Linked DNA regions of Homo sapiens: region 1 is linked to region 2. The links are chromatin loops, found by intact Hi-C in ENCODE. Cell type or tissue: OCI-LY7. All regions are shown on one strand. Each heading gives the region's core, and the rest is flanking DNA. Links, peaks and the distances in the headings are about the cores only. Region 1 overlaps SLC13A4 (solute carrier family 13 member 4). Region 2 overlaps LOC107984123 (a long non-coding RNA gene).

Region 1 (9,049 bases), core at 772-8,771, 430 kb after region 2:
GACCCAATAGAGATGAATGTTTGGAGCTCACAGTTCCACCCACTACCTGTCAACATGCTGAAGGCATAGCCCCCAAAGTCACAGAAGTGTCCCGTGTCACTGTGTGCACTTTTCCAGCTGACATCTTAAAGCGTCAACACTTGGAGAAAAACACTAACAAGGTTAACCCTCTAATTATTTCTCTTTGGCTTTGAGAACGTTGTGCAATGTGTGCCTGTACAGACATGTCCTAGTTTCCATAAGATAAGCCAACATAAAGACTACTGTGTTTATTATTTTAGGTGGAATCACTGACTTTGCACAACTTGGGGACAGTACGTTTATCATGTGGACTCCATTGGCTGACAGCGACTTGACTTTGCCAATTCTGTACCTACACGGGTAACTGCCTCTGGGGGTGGCAACTTGCTGACTGATGTAAATAGGGAGGAGTGGAAATGTGAGAGGATAAAAATTCTTGCAGATAGTACACAGAGATTTTAAAGAGCCACAGAGTCTCCATATGATGTGACGAAATGCCACTGTGTGCCTGGGAGGTTGAGTGTAGGGGCAAGATTATTACTGAGTTAGGGGGTGGATTAAGCTGTAGTTATCAGACCTGTTTGACAATCTGGGAGACAGGAACATGCTTTTAAGCATAACCTATAGTCATCTAAATGACTCATACTGAGAACCAATACTATATTATTTATTTATACTCGTGTTGACTCCCATAGGAGTCAGGGCAGCTTACATAAAATACAGCAAGAAAGTTGTAAACTAGAAGGAGGTGAGCAGGATATTCCAAAAGGGAAGGTACAGGCAGGGGAATCCAAATGGAACATTGCTGAAGCTAACACAAAACTCAACCTTGACACCGTAACACATTCCCCGAGGGTGGGACTCCCTCCCGCATCACAGTCAAATGCAGTGTCTCTAACTGGGTCTGTGGTCTGAACTGATGACAAAAACTCAGGGTGGATGGGAGGAAACATTCCCGTCTCCTTCAGTGACAAAGGAGAAGACAGCCACTTCCGGTCCAGCCTGTTCCCTGATACACAGGAAACAGGTTGGGAAACAATTTCTCTTGGTCCATCCTGTTTTACCTGATGGGCCCCTATATGTTGTAAGCTGCTGCCCTTGCAGCCTAGGTCAATGGGTAAATTCTTTGGATAATGATAGCAAGGTCACAGGTTTAAATCTCTACTCCATGATCACAGGCCCTCTCCCTGGACGGGTCCTATGGCTCTGGTGTCAGCCCGACCCTTTGGTAAAAAAACAGCTGAAGTGGACATCCCGCAGTGACCTGAGACCACTGTCCTGGTGGCACACTGGGAGCTAGAAGGATGCCCTATGTCCTGGCATCCCAAATAAGACTTACATGCCCGGCTTGGCTCCGGCCATCAAGACCATGCGCAGAGCAATGCGCTTATGCAGGTTCCACTTCTCCACGGCAGCCGCCACGCAGATGACCCCCACCAGCAGCAGCGTGGTGTTCTTGAAGTACTCCGCCGCCACCTGTAGGGAGGCCAGGCATGTCAGTCACCCTCCCGGACCAAAGACCCAGGGCCCAGCACCAGCTGGGAGAATGGGCCATACCCAATAAAACCTGTTCTCAATCAAAGAGGCTGGCGAAGGGGAGGCAGGGGGGTGAGGATTATTGAAATAGCCGCCCATCCTAGAGTCACATCTACTGAGCGTTCATTGTGGGCAGGCACTGTGCTAAGTACTTGACAGATTATTTCATTCAATCTGGCCCATAACTCTATAGGATAGATGTTCTTCTCCACTTTGGAAAACATAAAACCACTGTATTTAAATATGATGTGAATATGATTTTAAAGAATAAACACATATAATTTTATATTGATCTTTTAAAATAACCCTAGGTTTCTCCCCAAACCTAATTTTTAATGTTTTTAGAAAATATTAGAAAATTATTTTCATTTCATTTCTATTAGAAAATTAATACATACTCAGTATGGAAAACTTCAAAATATAAAAAAAGTTAAAGACAAAATTACCCTTAATCATGCTACTGTAAATACTTATAGTTTCTTCCATTTTTCCTATACCTATATAGATAAATGCATTTATACAGTATGTATACTTTTATATCTTGCCTTTTTTTCATTTAACATCATATCCTCATTATTGTTTTTCTTTGAGACAGAGTCTTGCTCAATTTTTTTTTTTTTTTTTTTTTTTTTTTTGTGAGATGGAGTCTCGCTCTGTCGCCCAGGCTGGAGTGCAGTGGTGCGATCTCGGCTCACTGCAAACTCCGCTTCCTGGGTTCACGCCATTCTCCTGCCTCAGCCTCCCGAGTAGCTGGGACCACAGGTGCCTGCCACCATGCCTGGCTAATTTTTTTTGTATTTTTAGTAGAGATGGGGTTTCACTGTGTTAGCCAGGATGGTCTCAATCTCCTGACCTCGTGATCCTCCTACCTCGGCCTCCCAAATTGCGGGGATCAGAAGCATGAGCCAGCGCACCCGGCCTTAATTTTAAAAATTTAAATAATTCCCAATAATTCTCAAGTTCCAATGAATTCCAAAAATGAAAATAGTACAAGGAATACCTATACACTCTTTTTTTTTTTCCCTGAACCATTTGAGGGTAAGTTACACACATTTTGGCTGGTCCTTTACCCCTAAATACTTCAGTGTATATTTTCCTTTCTTTCTTTTTTTTTTAAAAAAAAATTTGAGACAGGGTCTCACTCTGTCACCCAGGCTGGAGTGCAGTGGCATGATCACAGCTCACTGCAGCCTCAACCTCCCAGGCTCAGGGTATATTTTCTACGAGTAGGGATTTTCTCTTCCTTAGTGGCCACAGTACCAGTTATAAACTCCTTTCTACTTTTTAATTTAATGATGGGGAAGTTGAGACATAGGGCAGTTAAAAAGATGTTTCGCATGTTTGAGGTTCATGGACCAAATCTTTGTTGATTCTCTCACTTGGAACATTCTCTCTTTCCATCTCTGCCTGTACATTCCAATCAGACTTTGAAGCCCAGTTCAGGCCTGGCATCCTCTAGAAAAAACCTTTCTTGTGGCCCTAGCCTCTGATTCCAGAATATTCCTCCTGGGCACCATTAATTCCGCACACCACAGAGCACTTGGAGCAATGCTTGAATGATTGCTTCCTGATTGTACTGTTGTTTGTTTATTTTTGTATGTGTACTTCTCTTGTCTCTCAACTAAATTTTTCGGCTGTGAATGGTTCCCTTCTATATATCTTAACACCTAGTAGAATAATATGCAAAAGTAGATGCTCAATAAATATTTGTCACATACATGAGAATTGCTTCCAACTGGAGGAACCATACAGAAATTGAGAGGAAAAGCTATAGAAAAGTCTAACTTCTAATTGAAAAACCCTCTTAAAGTGAGAAAACAAGAACATTTTTAACTGCAGCAAAAATAAAAATTCAACAGGAAAGGAAATACATAGTAAAATACATAGCATTTGAAATAATATGTACATGATCATACTAATTTTGATTATTGAATTAACAAAAATTGTGATTGAGCATATTGGGAGGATGGTAGAAGGCGAAGTGGGGGATGTAAAAGAAAAAATCTTCCCGGGAGGCAGAGCTTGCAGTAAGCCGAGATCGCGCCACTGCACTCCAGCCTGGGCGACAGAGCGAGACTACGTCTCAAAAAAGAAAACAAAAAACAAAAAGAAAAAATCTTCATCTGCTATAACAAGAAGTCAACTGATAGCCGCTTAAAGTGAGAACTCAAGGACTAATATAAGAATATCATATGGGAATGGAGCTTAATGACAGAAGAAGCTGTTAACAAAGTTACAAGTTATTGACTCTGAGGGTGGGGTGGGACTTGGTAGGGGGGGAAGTGGGAGGGATGAGGAAAGAGACTGCTGACTTTTCATTATAAGCGTTCAGTATTAAAGTATTTGATTTTTAAACTTTGTGCACGAAACACTTTGATAACATCAAAACCAAAATAAAGGCAGGCTGCTCCATCTCTCCTTTCTCTCTTTTGCCCTATGGACATTTCATTGCATCTGGTTGATGAGGGTTGTGTAGGAGAAGGGACATCTGCCCTCACTGTGACCATTTCCTGGGGGGAAAAGCCCCTGCTTCTGGTTAACCCAGTGTTTGTCTCTAAGCCCATTCCTCAGCGGACTACTGTCACGAATGCCCCCTGGGGGCAGGGAAGGCCCCCTGCTCTGGACAGCTTGTGACTCCGTGGCAGAGTCCACTCTGAGAGGGCGGTGATCATGGTGGTGGGGGCGGGGGTGGGGTTGGGGGAGCGGCCCCCTAGCGGGAGCAGGAGGCACTGCAGGATTGTCCTAGGGAAGTGGTTGAACTTGGAGGTTCAAGGGCCTTTCTCACTGCCTGGTTACTTTCCCAGGCTTTGTGGAGGCGGCTTTGTGGCACAACTGGAGCTTTATTTTCTTGTCTACCGAGGAGAGAAACCCACAGAAGATGCGGGACCGTTGTGGGAGATGGTCTTTCCACCAGCCCCATGACACAGCCCTGCGAAGCTTTTCAAGTCAGTGCGACTGGGGTGTCTTTCCCCAGGGACTGACTGACAAGAGCTACGTTTTCTGCCTCTATCATATCCCATTCTAGAACACCGGTTTGGCTGTGATGGCCTTTTAGGATGCTCAGTGCCTAAATGACAGGTAGGCCACTTTCTCTGGGTTCCACTTGGAGGCAGAGGAAAGCAACCAGGAATATGGAGAGCCTTCTAGTGCCGGCATTTTGCATGTTGCATTCACTTTCTCATTTGAGCTCCACAGCAGTGCTATGAAGCAGCACTATCCGTATCTCAGTTTACTGATGAGGAAACTGGGGGTTTAGGGAGCATCTCCCAGGTCACAGTGTAAGGGCAGAGGCAGGATACCACTTCAGGGCCATCTGAATCCGAAGCCTCCTAGACAGCCTGCCACACGGTGAGCCGACTGGAAACCCCCATCTGATTCAACTCTAGGGGGATTTTCTGGGTCTCCCAGACAGCATGAGCTGGCACACATTTCTTGTCGTGTTTTTGTTTTTGTTTTTGTTTTTTTGAGACAGAGAGTTGTTCTGTGGCCCAGACTGGAGTGCAGTGGCGCAATCTCGGCTCACTACAACCTCTGCCTCCTGAGTTTAAGCAATTCTCCTGCCTCAGCCTCCCAAGTAGCTGGAGCTACAGGTGCTTAGAAAAACTAAGGAAACCTCCTTAGTGAAACCACTACACCTGGCTAATGTTTTTGGATTTTTTTTTTTTTTTTTTTTTTTTTTTTTTTTTTTTTAGTAGGTACGAGCTTTAACCAGCTTGTTGGCCAGGCTGGTCTTAAACTCCTGACCTCAAGTGATCTGCTCATCTCAGTCTCCCAAAGTGCTGGGATTACAGGCATGAACCATTGCACCCAGCCCACTGGTACACATTTTTTATCTTCATTTATAATCGCAGTCCTGACACTGGCCTTAAATGCCCAGGGCAGGGCCAGTCTGAACTCCAGGCCCAGCTTCAGTGGGATATTGGCTCTGTGCTGGGTGTTTGGTGGGCTCAGCTCTATTCTCATGTCTTTCCTGCTCCCTTGTAAGTGATACTATGTGCTCGGGAGACACGGCCTGGGGCTCAGGATATAGTTTGTGATTACAGAGGTAACATCACTGAGTGGGGAAGAGGGAGGACTCTGGAGTCAGCCGGGACTCCACTGTGTGACCCTAGACAAGGTATTCAGCCTCTCTGGGCTTCATTTTCTCATCTAAAAAAAAAAAAAAAAAAGGAAGGAAGGTTATGTGAGTCCCTACCTCATAAGGTTATTACAGAGATTAAATGACACGTGCAAACCAGCTGGCATGGCCTGCCACATTGATGGCCAGGATCCCTGGTGACTCTTCCTGTTGTGAAGTGCTCCATCTAAAGGCTGAGCTGGTTTGAGGCCATTAGCACACAGAGTGGGCTCATCCATGCACAGAGCAAAGCCACAGGGCTGCTTTTTCATTTTTAGAAATTAAAATTCTGTTCAGTGGTGTTGTTTATTAGTTTTCTAGCCCATTGATTTTTCTTTCACAATAACACCTGGGTTATTCAGAGCCTCCCAGGGAACACCAGACTTCCAAGATTCTCGAGGATGATTGTTATTGTTTTCTAGAGTGTGTTGCAGATTTCCTGCCTTTATCAACAGAGCCTGTGCATTCTCCCCGGCTTCTTGTGAGACATGTGCCAACTCTCCCCATCATAGCCTCTGCCCAGGGAGCCTCTTATCGCTCTTGCCCTTGGCTAGCTGTCCAGGCTGCTGGTCCTTCTCTGGTCCCTGGGTCTGCATTTTGCTGGTTTCCCGTCTCATTCTTAGGCGGCTGCATTTTCCCGATGTGAGGATGCTTGCCATTAGCATTCCTTTCCCCATTTTATAATTTCCCAGACTCACATCCTGTGAGCTGGGAAGCCAGATAACGAAGATTGTTAGAGTTTTTTGTAAAGAGAAATTAGATTCTAAATGGCTGTTCCTCCCCAGGAGTAAAGTGCATGGATTTTAGGACATTTGCATGGTGGTTTGATTGCTTTTTCTGCTTTTCTGCTCTGTGGTTTTTCTCAGTATGCCACATCACTGAACTTGGAGAGCAGAGGTGTTTCTGGACTGTGTTTTAGGAAAGATGGGCTCAAGGAGGTCCCCTTGACAAGGAATAGCTATAGCAATCTTGGGCTCTGAAGTTCAGATGAGTTACCTGCTATTGGACAAGCTAATGAACCTCTGTACCTCTGTCACCAATTTTTTAAGGGCCACAGTGATGCTACATAGCTAATTTAATCTGCTGTGACATGGGCTTTACACATAAGATAATGCAGGTGGGCTCTTATTTTTTTTTAATTATGTGTTTTTTATTTTATATATTTTTTGAGACAGAGTCTCACTCTGTTGCCCAGGCTGGAGTGTAGTAGCCTGATCTCGGCTCACTGCAACCTTGGCCTTACAGGTTTAAATGATTCTCCTGCCTCAGCCTTCCCGGTAGCTATGACTACAGGCACCCACCATTGTGTCCGGCTAATTTTGTATTTTCAGTAGAGACGGGGTTTCGCCATGTTGGCCAGGCTGGTCTTCAACGCCTGACCTTGTGATCCTCCCACCTTGGCCTCCCAAAGTGCTGGGATTACAGGTGTGAGCCACTGTGCCCAGCCTCATCTGAACAATTTTGCAGTGAAATTCTCTGAACCCTGGGAGCAGATACCTGGCCTGGCTCCCGCTCAGTGCTAAGCTAAGCCCTGCCAGGGCTGAAGCCCCACAGGACTCCATTCCAGTTAGTGTCCAAGCAGCACAGCCAAGCCAGCAGTGTCTCCTTTCCACCTTCCCTGGGGGCAGGAATGCTGTTTCTGCCGGGTAAGCCCCTAGCAGGGGCTCAGACACCCTTCTCATCACCTGATTTGCATTCCTGGTTCCATCTGTTTTATATATTGAGTCTTCTAAGATTTGGTTTAAAGAAAAGGTTTCATTGCTTAAAAAAACATTCTTTGCAAATCCTGCCCTAGAGAAGTCTAAAGTAGAGAGACCCAGATGGGTGCTGGCATGACCCAGAAGCTGGCCCAACTCCTGCATGACTGGAGACACTGATTCATAACCGCCACCACCCCTGCCCAGTTTCTTCTTTGGGACTGTATGAACTACCCAGATGGGGAAGCTGAGGCAAGGGTCTGGGCTCTGAGCCACGAGCCAAGGGGCTGCTGGTCAGGTGGTGGTTCACAGGGAGCTGCTCTTCCCCCCAGAAACATTAGCTTGGTCTCGAAAGGCTGCAAGGTCTGTAGGCTCCCACTGAAGGCCCAGTGTGGAGCTCAGCCCTGGGGCTGCGTCTGGGTGGCTGAGGGTGAGGGCAGCCTGGGGTTCAGGCAGGTGGCCAGCTGGATGTCCAGCCCACATGCCCACGGGCCCGCATGCAGAGGACCGGTCAGCCTCCATGGCGAGGAGAGATGGGAAAGGCAGAGCTGAGAGTGCTTTATGAAATGCCCCCAGGCTTACTCAAACAGAGAAAGTCAGGGTAACGAGTCAGAGGGCAGGAATCTGGCGGGTCAGAAAGATCAGGAGCCAGCAGGGAAGCGGATTGATGACAGCCGACTCCGGCGGCACCAGGCGGCAGCGGCTGCGGGTTATCCCAGCGGGCGCAGCCTGTACTCCTCTCCTGCCCCTGCGGGAGCTGGAAGCTGAGTGACACCAGCCCGAGGCCTGCAGCGCAGGGCCAGAGACCGCTGGCTGGGCCCAGGTGAGAGTGTGTGTGAGTGTGTATGTGAAAGTGTGTGTATGTGTGTGTATATGTGAGTGTGTATTTGTGTATATGTGAGTGTGAATGTGTGTGAGGGTATGAGTGTGTATGTGAATGTGTGTGTGTATGATGTGTGTGTATAAGTGTATGTGTGTGAGCGTGTATGAGTTTATGTGTGTATGCGTGTGTGAGAATGTGTGTATGAGTGTGTGAGAGTATATATGTGTATATGGGTATATAAGTGTGTATGAGTGTATGTGTGCATGAGTGTGTATATGTGAGTGTATGTGTGTATGTGTATGTGTATGAGTGTGGGCATGTGTATGAGTGTATGAGTGTGTGTGAGTGTACGTATATCTAAGCATGTGTATGTGTGTGAGTAAGTGTATGTATATGTGAGCGTGTGTATGAGTGTATGTGTATGAGTGTGTGAGTGTGTATGTGTGAACATGTGTGTATGAGTGTGTGTATGAGTGTGTGAGCGTGTGTATGAGTGTGTGAATGTGCATTAGTGCATATGAGTGTGTGTATGTGTATGTATGAGTGGGTGTGTAGGAGTGTGTATGTGAGTGTGTGAGTGTGTGCCAGTGTGTGTGCTGGGGAAAGGATAGAGACAAAGAGCACATGCAATTACTTCCTGAAGTACACCCTAACCCTGGGCCTCCTGGAGAGCTGTTTGTTCCCAATCCCCAATATCCAACCCATGCTTTCTACTTCACCGGAGAGCCCTGTGGTGCCCACCTCTATGCCATTCTCCTATAGACAGTAAATCTTAGTTAACTTGATTGACACAGGTATCATGCCCAGGCTATAAACTTTTGGAGCAACACATTAGAAGGGGCTTAGAGGACTTCA
Region 2 (9,049 bases), core at 535-8,534:
TGATTTACAGCTGTGATGGTTTAGCATTTGCTCTGCTACTTGAGATAATGGAGAGCAGGTTCTTTTAACTCAAGATACAATTGATCCTGGGAGATCAAGGAGCCAGCAAGTCTAGACACATTCTAGAGCCACAAGCCCTGGATTCTATCCAAGCCATGAGGGATTTTATGCCCTAGGATTAGATTATGGTGCGGCAGGGCAGCCTTCCACCATTTAGCACAGAGCTTGGTGTTCCAAAGGCCACAAGGGGTTTTAGGCCCTGGACCCCGGACATGTTCCGAGACTCTTTTACATTATGTCAGACATGCAAGCCCTGCCTCAGCTTCTCCCAACACTCAGCTTTTCCCAACACCTGTGAATCTGTTTTCCTTTCTTTTCTATTTTTTTTTTTTTTTGAGATGGAGTTTTGTTCTTGTTGCCCAGGCTGGAGCGCAGTGGCGCAATCTCTCCTCGCTGAAACCTCCGCCTCATTGTGAATACAAATAGGATAATAATAATGAGCAGTCACGATGAATTATGGGTAACAACTTTGATGCTTTTTAAGGTTTGATAACATTCATGAAAGTCTTTGTAAACCACAAGAGTTTACCAATATCCAGGCCCTCCATTATTCTTTCTGGGTGACTCTCCACCAAAGAGAACGTACATGGCACTCCCTCCCCAGGGAGCACTTACATGGCAGAAATCCCCCACTGGATCCCGGCATTATTGCCTGCAGAATCCAAGAGGGGCAGGGCCACTAGGCAGTTAGTTGGAGCAACGGCCAAGGAGCAGATGAAACCCATGAGAAAGCCAGTCAGGCCTGAGAAGCCCACCAGCATCCGGACACAGGAAGTGACCATGATAGCACCCTGCAGCCGAAGGGGAGAAGTGCTCAGGACTGTGGGCCTCAGCGCGGCCCAGGCCACCGTAACAGTCCCGGAGGCTGCAGCCCCTAGGCGCGGCCCAGGCCACCGTGACAGTTCTGGATGCTGCAGCCCATGGTGAAATCTGGTGACCCCTAGGCGGTTCTTAGGCAGTGCAGGGGCAAAGCTGGACCCCAAAGGAACTGAGAGAAGGAGAACTCTGATTTCCCTCCTCCCTCCAGTCTGTATTTCCAACTGCGTGTTGGACTTTTTCGCTGAACAAAGCTTTTCAGGAAATAGGCTTCAAAATTAATTATTGATTGTAGTCACAATGATGATGATGTTGGCGACTCCCAACACTAGCACACTCGGTCGTGTATTGAACATCTTGCTGCAGCATTTTTCTGTTTTCCTAGTTTCTATTGCAGAGGTCGGGAAACTTTCTGGGTTTCTTTGTTTTGTTTGGTTTTGTTTTGTTTGTTTGTTTTGACGGAATCTCACTCTGTCACCCAGGATGAAGCGCAGTGGCACGATCTCAGCTCACTGCAACCTCCGCCTCCCGGGTTCAAGCGATTCTCCTGCCTCAGCCCCCTGAATAACTGGGATGACAGGTGCGCGCCACCATGCCCGGCTAATTTTTTTTTTTATTTTTAGTAGAGACAGGGTTTCACTATGTTGGTCAGGCTGGTCTTGAACTCCTGACCTCGTGATCTGCCCGCCTGGGCCTCCCAAAGTGCTGGGATTGCAGGCGTGAGTCACCACGCCCGGCTATGCAAACTTTTTCTGTAAAGGACCAAAAAAGTGAATATTTTCAGCTTTATGCCCATACGGGCTCTGTCACAACTTTTCCAGACAAGATGTGAAGAAATGAGTGTAGCTGTGTTCCAATAAAACTTCACTTATAGACACTGACATTTGAATTTCAGATAATTCTGATGTGTCATGAAATGTTCTTCTTTTGATTTTTTTAACCACTTAAAATGTAAAACCATGCTTGGTCGTGGGCTGTCTGCTCTAAAGGAGGTGATGGGCCAGATCTGGCTCCTGGGCTGCAATTTGCCAACTTATCTGCTGGATTAAGTTTGCTTTATTTCCCCATTTTATTTTACTGTTTGGATGTTCGACTTGTTATTTTATTCTTTTAGAAGTTGCTCACAACTTTTTAATGTGAATTGTTCACTTAACACTGCCCATGGGTAAATAAAATGTCTAGTCTCCCATCAAATAGTACAGTGACCTTAGAAAACTTGAACTTCTACCACCATTCTGCTATTGTTGTCAAATATTTGTTTATTTTTCCACTGCCATTGCTCATTATTGTTTTTATTATATTTTCCTACAATTAGTGCTTATTTGGATTTACCTAGTACTGTGAAGTAAACGTTTGTGTTCCCTCAAAATTCATATGATGGTGTTTGAAGATGGAGCCTTTGGGAAGAAACTAGGTTTAGATGAGGTCATAAAGTGATATGGTTTGGCTGTGTCCCCACCCAAATCTCATCTTGAATTATAGCTTCTATAATTCTCACATGTTGTGGGAGGGACCTAGTGGGAGAACCGAATCATGGGGGTGGTTTCCCCCATACTGTTCTCATGGTAGTAAATAAGTCTCACAAGAGCTGATGATTTTATAAGGGGTTTCCCCTTTCACTTAGCTCTCATTCTCTCTTGCCTGCTGCCATGTAAGACGTGCCGTTCACCTTCCGCCATGATTGTGAGGCTTCCCCAGCCACCTGGAACTGTTTGGTCCATTAAACTTCTTTTTCTTGATAAATTACCCAGTCTTGGGTATGTCTTTATCAGCAGCATGAAAACAGACTAATACATAAGGGAAAAGCCCCTTTGATGGGCTTAGTACCCTTATAAAGAGAAGAGATTTTTCTCTGTCTTCTCTCCTCTCTCTCTCTGCATGTACCAAGGAAAGTCTTTGTGAGGACACAGCTAGAAGGTGGCCATCTGCAAGCCAGGAAAGGAGCACCCCTCAGAAGCTGACCATGCTGGCATCCAGATCTCAGACTTCCAGCCTCCAGTACTGTGAAAAAATAAATTTCAGTTGTTCAAGCCACCCAGTCTATGGTTGGTTTTTGTTTTTGTTTTGTAAAGACAGGGTCTCACTATGTTGCCCAGGCTGGTCTCGAACTCCTGGACTCAAGCAATCTTCTGGCCTTAGCCTATGAAGTAGCTGGGACTACAGACATATACAGGCACTGCACCCAGCTATAGTATTTTGTTGTGGCAGCCCAAGCTGACTAACCCACCTATGTTTTCTACCCATATGTTCCTCTGCTCACTTATAGCTTCTTTTCCACCACTCTTTCATTCGAGATTCCATTTCCTTTTTCCTGAAGTTTAGCTTTTAATAATTATTTTAATAAGGGTCTGTGACTGATAAACTCTTAGTCTTCGTTTACCTGAAAATGTCTTTATTTTGCTATCAGTGTTGCCTGATGTGGGGTTCTACAGTGGGATAGAATTCTAGGATGATAATATTTTCTCTTAGCATTTTGAAAATATTCCATTGTCTTCCAGCCTCTACCGTTGCTAGTGAGAAGGCTGCTAACTGTCCAATTGCTATTCTTTTGTAGGCATTTTTTTCTGTCTTATTACTTTTAAGATTTTTCTCTTTGTATTTGTATTGCAGTTTCATTATGATATATCTAATTGTAGACTTAATTGTTTATTACACTTGGGACTACATGTGCTTTTAAAATCTGAATATTCATATTTATCTGTTCCAAAATAGTATTAGCCATTATATCACTTCTAATACTATCACTTTTCCATTTTCTCATTATCACTTTCAGGAATTCCTGTTAGAAACATGCTGGACTTCTCAGTCTAGCTTCACATTTCTTAACTTCTGTTTCATATTTCTCATCCTCTATTTCACATTTCCCATCTTTTTATCTCTCAGTGCTGCATTCTGGATTATTTCCTTAGATAATCTTTCAATTCATGAATATCTCTTTAGCTGTGTCTAAATGCTGTTTAACTCATTAAATGCATTTTTTAATTGCAGTGACTTTATTTGTTTTTATTACTAAACTTCTATTTGGTTCTATGTTCAAATTTCCTTGTTCTTGTTTCATTTTATCTTCTAGATTATGGTTTCTATTGCTTCTTGAGTCTCTTTAATTATTTTAAACATATTGATTTACTATTATCTTTTAAATTGTTCTATTAGCTCTGGATTCTACTGATTCTCTCTCATAATACATTATTACCTGGTGTGAAATGACAAAATTTATGTCTGTGAACTCTTCTTCAGGGGCATTCTTTTTCTTCCCTGTGTCTTACGTGCTTTAGAATGTGGAAATATCCCTAAAGAATAATTGTACATTTTCTTCTGTGAGAACCACAGGTATTTTATTGGCAGGACCAGTTTTAGCTTTAATTTCTGAGCTTGCAAATCTTTCCACCACACCCATATGTGTTCACGTGTTGTAGAGTTGGAGTCCTTATTTTTCATGCAACTCCATATTCTAACACTTCCCACAGACCTCTAGGAAGAATAAAAGTTTCCTTGTTTATTCCCTGGAATGGTAGCGTTATTATTTCCCACGCTCACTGAAGTGGGTGCTCTTCCAGATCCCAGTTGATCATTACAACCCAAGCTCCTAGCCTTCGGTCCTATATCTGGGTCTGATTCTTTACCTAACCATCATAAGCCACATGATCCTGGCTATAATTCCCATCTTTGTTTCTAGAAAGTAAGGTTTTCCTCCTTGGTTTTGAACTTGATTCTGGATTTAATAACCGTTCATCCAGCATTTTCAGGTGTTGGTAATGTTTGTGGGTTCTATGTTAGCTCAAACTACCATGATACTGGAGGATGACGTTTAAATTGGTCTAAGGTGTTGAAAACTGAATTTGCCGTTTCTTCCCACGGTTTTCTACTTTTTCTGCAACCACCATTCCCGCAAAACAGAATCATCTTTCACTTTTCCCTCTCCACTACTTCTTGCATCCCAATGAGTAATGATAATCCTGTTGGTTCCATATTGCTGTCACTTTCATCTGTGGCTAGTATTGTGCTGTATAATTGGTCGGCTGACCGTCAGTGGTTTCAAACCTTGAGATGTGTGTGGATCAGTATAACTTAGTGAAACATGAGGAATCTATCTTCCCTTCCAATAGGCTGACTCGGTGAATAAAACCAATCAATCATCAATTAATAAGATGAAGTTGCAATTAGCAAGAACTTTCTCGTGTTTACAGCACTGGTGAAAAACATTGGCCCAGCAGAGGGAGCTAAAATACCACAGCTAAGACCCCAGGTTTGTGACACACTGTGTTGGACACTTGGGGGCAGTGTGGGTGAAGATGGCTCCCTTAGACCTGGGCCCTCTGTTTCAGAGCAACGATTGGCAAACTTTTTCCGTAAAAGGCCAGATAGTAAATATTTTAGAATTTGTAGGCCACATGTAGTTTCTGATGCACGATCTTTTTGTAAAACAACCTTTAAAAGCATTCTTAGTTCATGGGCCATTAAAGGAAAAGAGGTCACAGGCTGGATTTGGTCCAAGAGCCATATTTTGCAAACTGCTTTAGAGGATTCTACATATCACAAGCACAAAAGTAAACAGCAAATGTATTAAAGAAAATAAGAATGCCTCTGTCACTTGGAATCTAGTCCTCAGTGCTGGCAGGGCATGACCCAAATCCCTAAACATCCACTCTCACTACTGATACTGTTCAGGCCCCCAGGAACATTCCTTTCCATAACTGTTGTCCACCGTCCTCAAAACACAAGGCAACTGCTTCTAAATGCACTGAAGTTTTCTGTTTTTGCATTTTTAGACAGAGTCTTGCTCTGTTGCCCAGGCTGGACGGCAATGGCACAATCTCGTCTCACTGCAACCTTTGCCTCTCAGGTTCCAGAGATTCTCGTGTCTCAGCCTCCCGAGTAGCTGGGACTACAGGCGTGCACCATCACACCCGGCTAATTTTTGTATTTTTCATATAGATGGGGTTTCATCATGTTGGCCAGACTGATCTCAAACTGCTGACCTCAGGTGATCTGCCCGCCTCAGCCTCCCAAAGTGCTGGAATTATAGGCATGAGCCAACACACCCAGCCATACTGAAGTTTTTTCAGTTGTTCCATTGCAGTGATAGAGGCAGACATTGCATTAAAATACAGGAAGGATTTGAGCAGCAGAAGGGCTTAACTAGGAGTAAAGACGAATTAACTTGTCAGATCTTATTTCTTGGGAAGTAGGAAGGCAACAGATTCTTACATAAGGAATCGTAGTTCTCAGCGGGGCTGAGTGTAGGGAAACCCTGCCCTGGAATCTAGCAGAGCAGATGCCCAGTTTTAATTTGGATTTACCAAAGCCAAGTATAGGCTCCCCGGGGGACAGCAAAAAGCAACAAAAACAGGAAACCCCACAAACCCACAAACTGCATGTGTGCTGTGATTCATTCTATTGATGATACGATATGAATAGACTTCGCTGAAGAACTTCTTGATTTGGAAAAGGTAGTGCAGCACATACCGCTCTGAGATTGGACAACCGACCTGGCAAAACTCCAGGCCCCACCAGCTTGACGGGTGAAGGCCTTAGGTATATCTTGGTCTAGAGCTACATGGAACAGTTCTTTAAAGCTTGAAATGCCTTGTTAACTCTGGGTCCACCCTGAGATAAAAAGGAAGGACAGGAATTTGATGAGGCAATTGAGTCTACTTACATCTGGCTGTACTTTTGGACTATATGTCAGAGTACAGGCACATGCAAAAAGGCTGTCGTTGAAAGTAGAGAAGAGTAACAGAAGGTTCTAGCTGAAATTCACAAGTTAGGGCTCAGATTGGTCTATTGCATCCTCACAGGCACAGTGCTCCTGAGCTATGGGAAGTGTTGGTGATGGAGTCTACGCTGAATGAGGACTGACCCTGCAAAAGACAGGTGTCCAGCACTGCCATGGGGCTTTTGGTGCAGATGTGGCCCAAGGCAGCTACTCAACCACTCTGCCTTTGAAAGACCATTACCAAGCAGTCCACCACTGGGCATTGTTTGGGGTTAGACCACTAATGAATAAGCAAATAAGTGTAAATCAGAGATGTCAATCATGTCTTGAGTGATGTCAGAAAGACATTCTAATGAGGAACGGCCTGATAAACAAAATGTGTTGATTACAGGGAAATAGTCATATTCAGGAAAAAAAAAGACAATTACCCAGGAAAGATACATAATATCCACAAGCAAGTGATTTAGTCCCCATCCCCTAGGGCAGCCAAACCTCACAGTATAATCTAAATCCAGCAACAGAGACTTGGGCCCCATTGTACAAATCTTTGAATTCAAAAGCACTAGTTGGCATCTTTCTGAAGGTGGAACTCAATTAACTGGGAAAGGCTGGAACTAGAAGAATGCAACATTCTGTCCAGCCAACGGAAGGCCCCTGATAGAAGTATGGCAAGTCTAAGTCGGTCCAAAGGACCAAGGTGTGTATGACGTGGTAACTGTGCACATGCAAATCCTACCAGCAATTATACCATATGTAATTCCATGGATTCCTGGGCCATAGTTAATAAACTAACTGATCTGGCAAGTGAATCACAGAAAATGCTATTTACATTTCTTCCCTTTCATGGGACAGGACTTCATGGTTAAATTTTAGAGACTGGTTGTTCATGTTGATGCCCCTTAGTCTTAAAAAGAGGGAAGTATGTCTTTGAATGTAGTCACTAGAGTCCACAAGATGACACCTTGGGCCACAAGCCATGCACACACACGCTCACAAACAACATAATCCCCACCTCCATCTGTTGCCACTTGTGTCACCCAGGACGGTCCAGATTGCCAACAGCAATGGGCTCATGTGCCTTTGGTGGGGGAATATATTTTGAGGGTTTATGGCCCATCACAGAGCTGGCAGGCTGCCTATCCTGGACATATCGCAGAGCAAGGGAAATTTAAAGACTTAAAAAACTGGTATTGACAATGTTTCTGGTTTGAGCTTTGCCCATTCTGCAACTAAAGATCTGACCCAGAGTACTATAAAAAGACTGGCAGCCCAGATCACCCACCAACATGATATCAACTTACACATCAACAGCTCAAGGATCACTTTTCACAGCATGAACGGGGCAAGAGTAGACCAAGAAATACAATCTCAAATGACCTCTTCATATTTCACATCACTTCTACAAAGCAGCACAGTTTTGAAAAAAATTGCAATGTGTGCTTGAAGGAACAAAATGATGGTGAGAAAGACACAGAGGCCTGGCTTTCCAGGGTAGGAGAAGCACGAGAGCAAGTCAACAGCGGAGCATTGTCTAAGGCATAGGTTGAGAAATGGAGAGATAAGGAAATCTTTCCAGGACTAGGGATTTGATTGTGTTCCCTAAAGTAGGAATAATACAAATTAATTTAATTTCACTTGTTGGAACCCTGAAGGCATTTATGAGTTGTACTGATAAATCTGGTATTTTCAAGATGCACCCAACCCAGTGGAGAGGACCCAGTTACAATATACTTATTAAGTCATTTGAAGGTACCTTGGGAAGGACACATGAAGTAGGTTTAATGGTGTTACTTTTGCTGCTCAGTATTTGAAGGATAACAGAGAAGGAATCCAATACTCCTCCTTTAATAGGAGCAAGGGAATGGGCTCAGGCATCCCAGTGGGGGGAGAAAAGATGGTAGCAGAAAGAACTGGAGCCACCAGAAATACTGCTGTACCAAATGATGCTACTTTTGCCCTTTACCTTTAAAATAAGTTGCTAGTAAAATTATTTCTTAGCAATATTTTTAGATATGTCTTCAGTCTTAGATGAGAGACGATGGCATCAGAGTTGATTCTACCAAACTGGAACACATTTAATGTTATTGTCTTGATAAAACTGGGCCCAGAGTACACTTGGCTGAGCTGGATGGGCAAGGAGGAGGGACCGTTGTGAACACAGCCAATTCCTAATGTGATGCTGGCACATTAGGACATGGTCTGTTGCTTGAACTTTTATGTTAGATTAAGATTTGCATGACATTCAGTGAAATGAAAATCATGGAAATGATGATATCTGACAAAGTCTATATCAGGATATTTAACTCCAGTCACCAGTTAATGTGGTAAGCATAGGGAAAAAGTGACCCAAGGAAGTCAAACAGAACTACCAGTTGAGGAGGGACAATTATAATTAACTCTAAATCATCCCAACAGCATCATTAAAATGCTACAAATGTACCACCAGGACGGCTAAAA

Evidence for each region. A loop is a pair of places that touch in the nucleus more often than their neighbours do. Peaks named below come from ENCODE experiments on the same cell type or tissue, not always from the same donor. Only the 100,000 strongest peaks of a DNase experiment are listed, where the experiment ranks them.
Region 1: it touches region 2 in a loop (4-fold over the local background); 2 of 110 quality-filtered maps call a loop at or near these places.

Annotation. Positions count from the first base shown.
Region 1 is chr7:135,706,754-135,715,802 of GRCh38, forward strand. It overlaps SLC13A4 (solute carrier family 13 member 4), which reads right to left. Exons shown (of 16, transcript NM_001318192.2): 3 at 1,361-1,497. LOC105375521 (a long non-coding RNA gene) reads left to right here. Exons shown (of 5, transcript XR_928021.3): 5 at 282-1,843. Among named protein-coding and RNA genes, the nearest start is that of SLC13A4, 17 kb to the right of the region's middle. RefSeq lists an enhancer at 7,852-8,718. In OCI-LY7, for the core only: CTCF peaks have their summits at 4,290, 4,492 and 5,917; DNase peaks (open chromatin) are centred at 4,288 and 5,848.
Region 2 is chr7:135,276,547-135,285,595 of GRCh38, forward strand. All of the region lies in intron 3 of LOC107984123 (a long non-coding RNA gene), which reads right to left. It also overlaps the pseudogene SLC23A4P. Among named protein-coding and RNA genes, the nearest start is that of STRA8, 47 kb to the left of the region's middle. In OCI-LY7, for the core only: a CTCF peak has its summit at 5,102 (motif pointing right); a DNase peak (open chromatin) is centred at 5,135.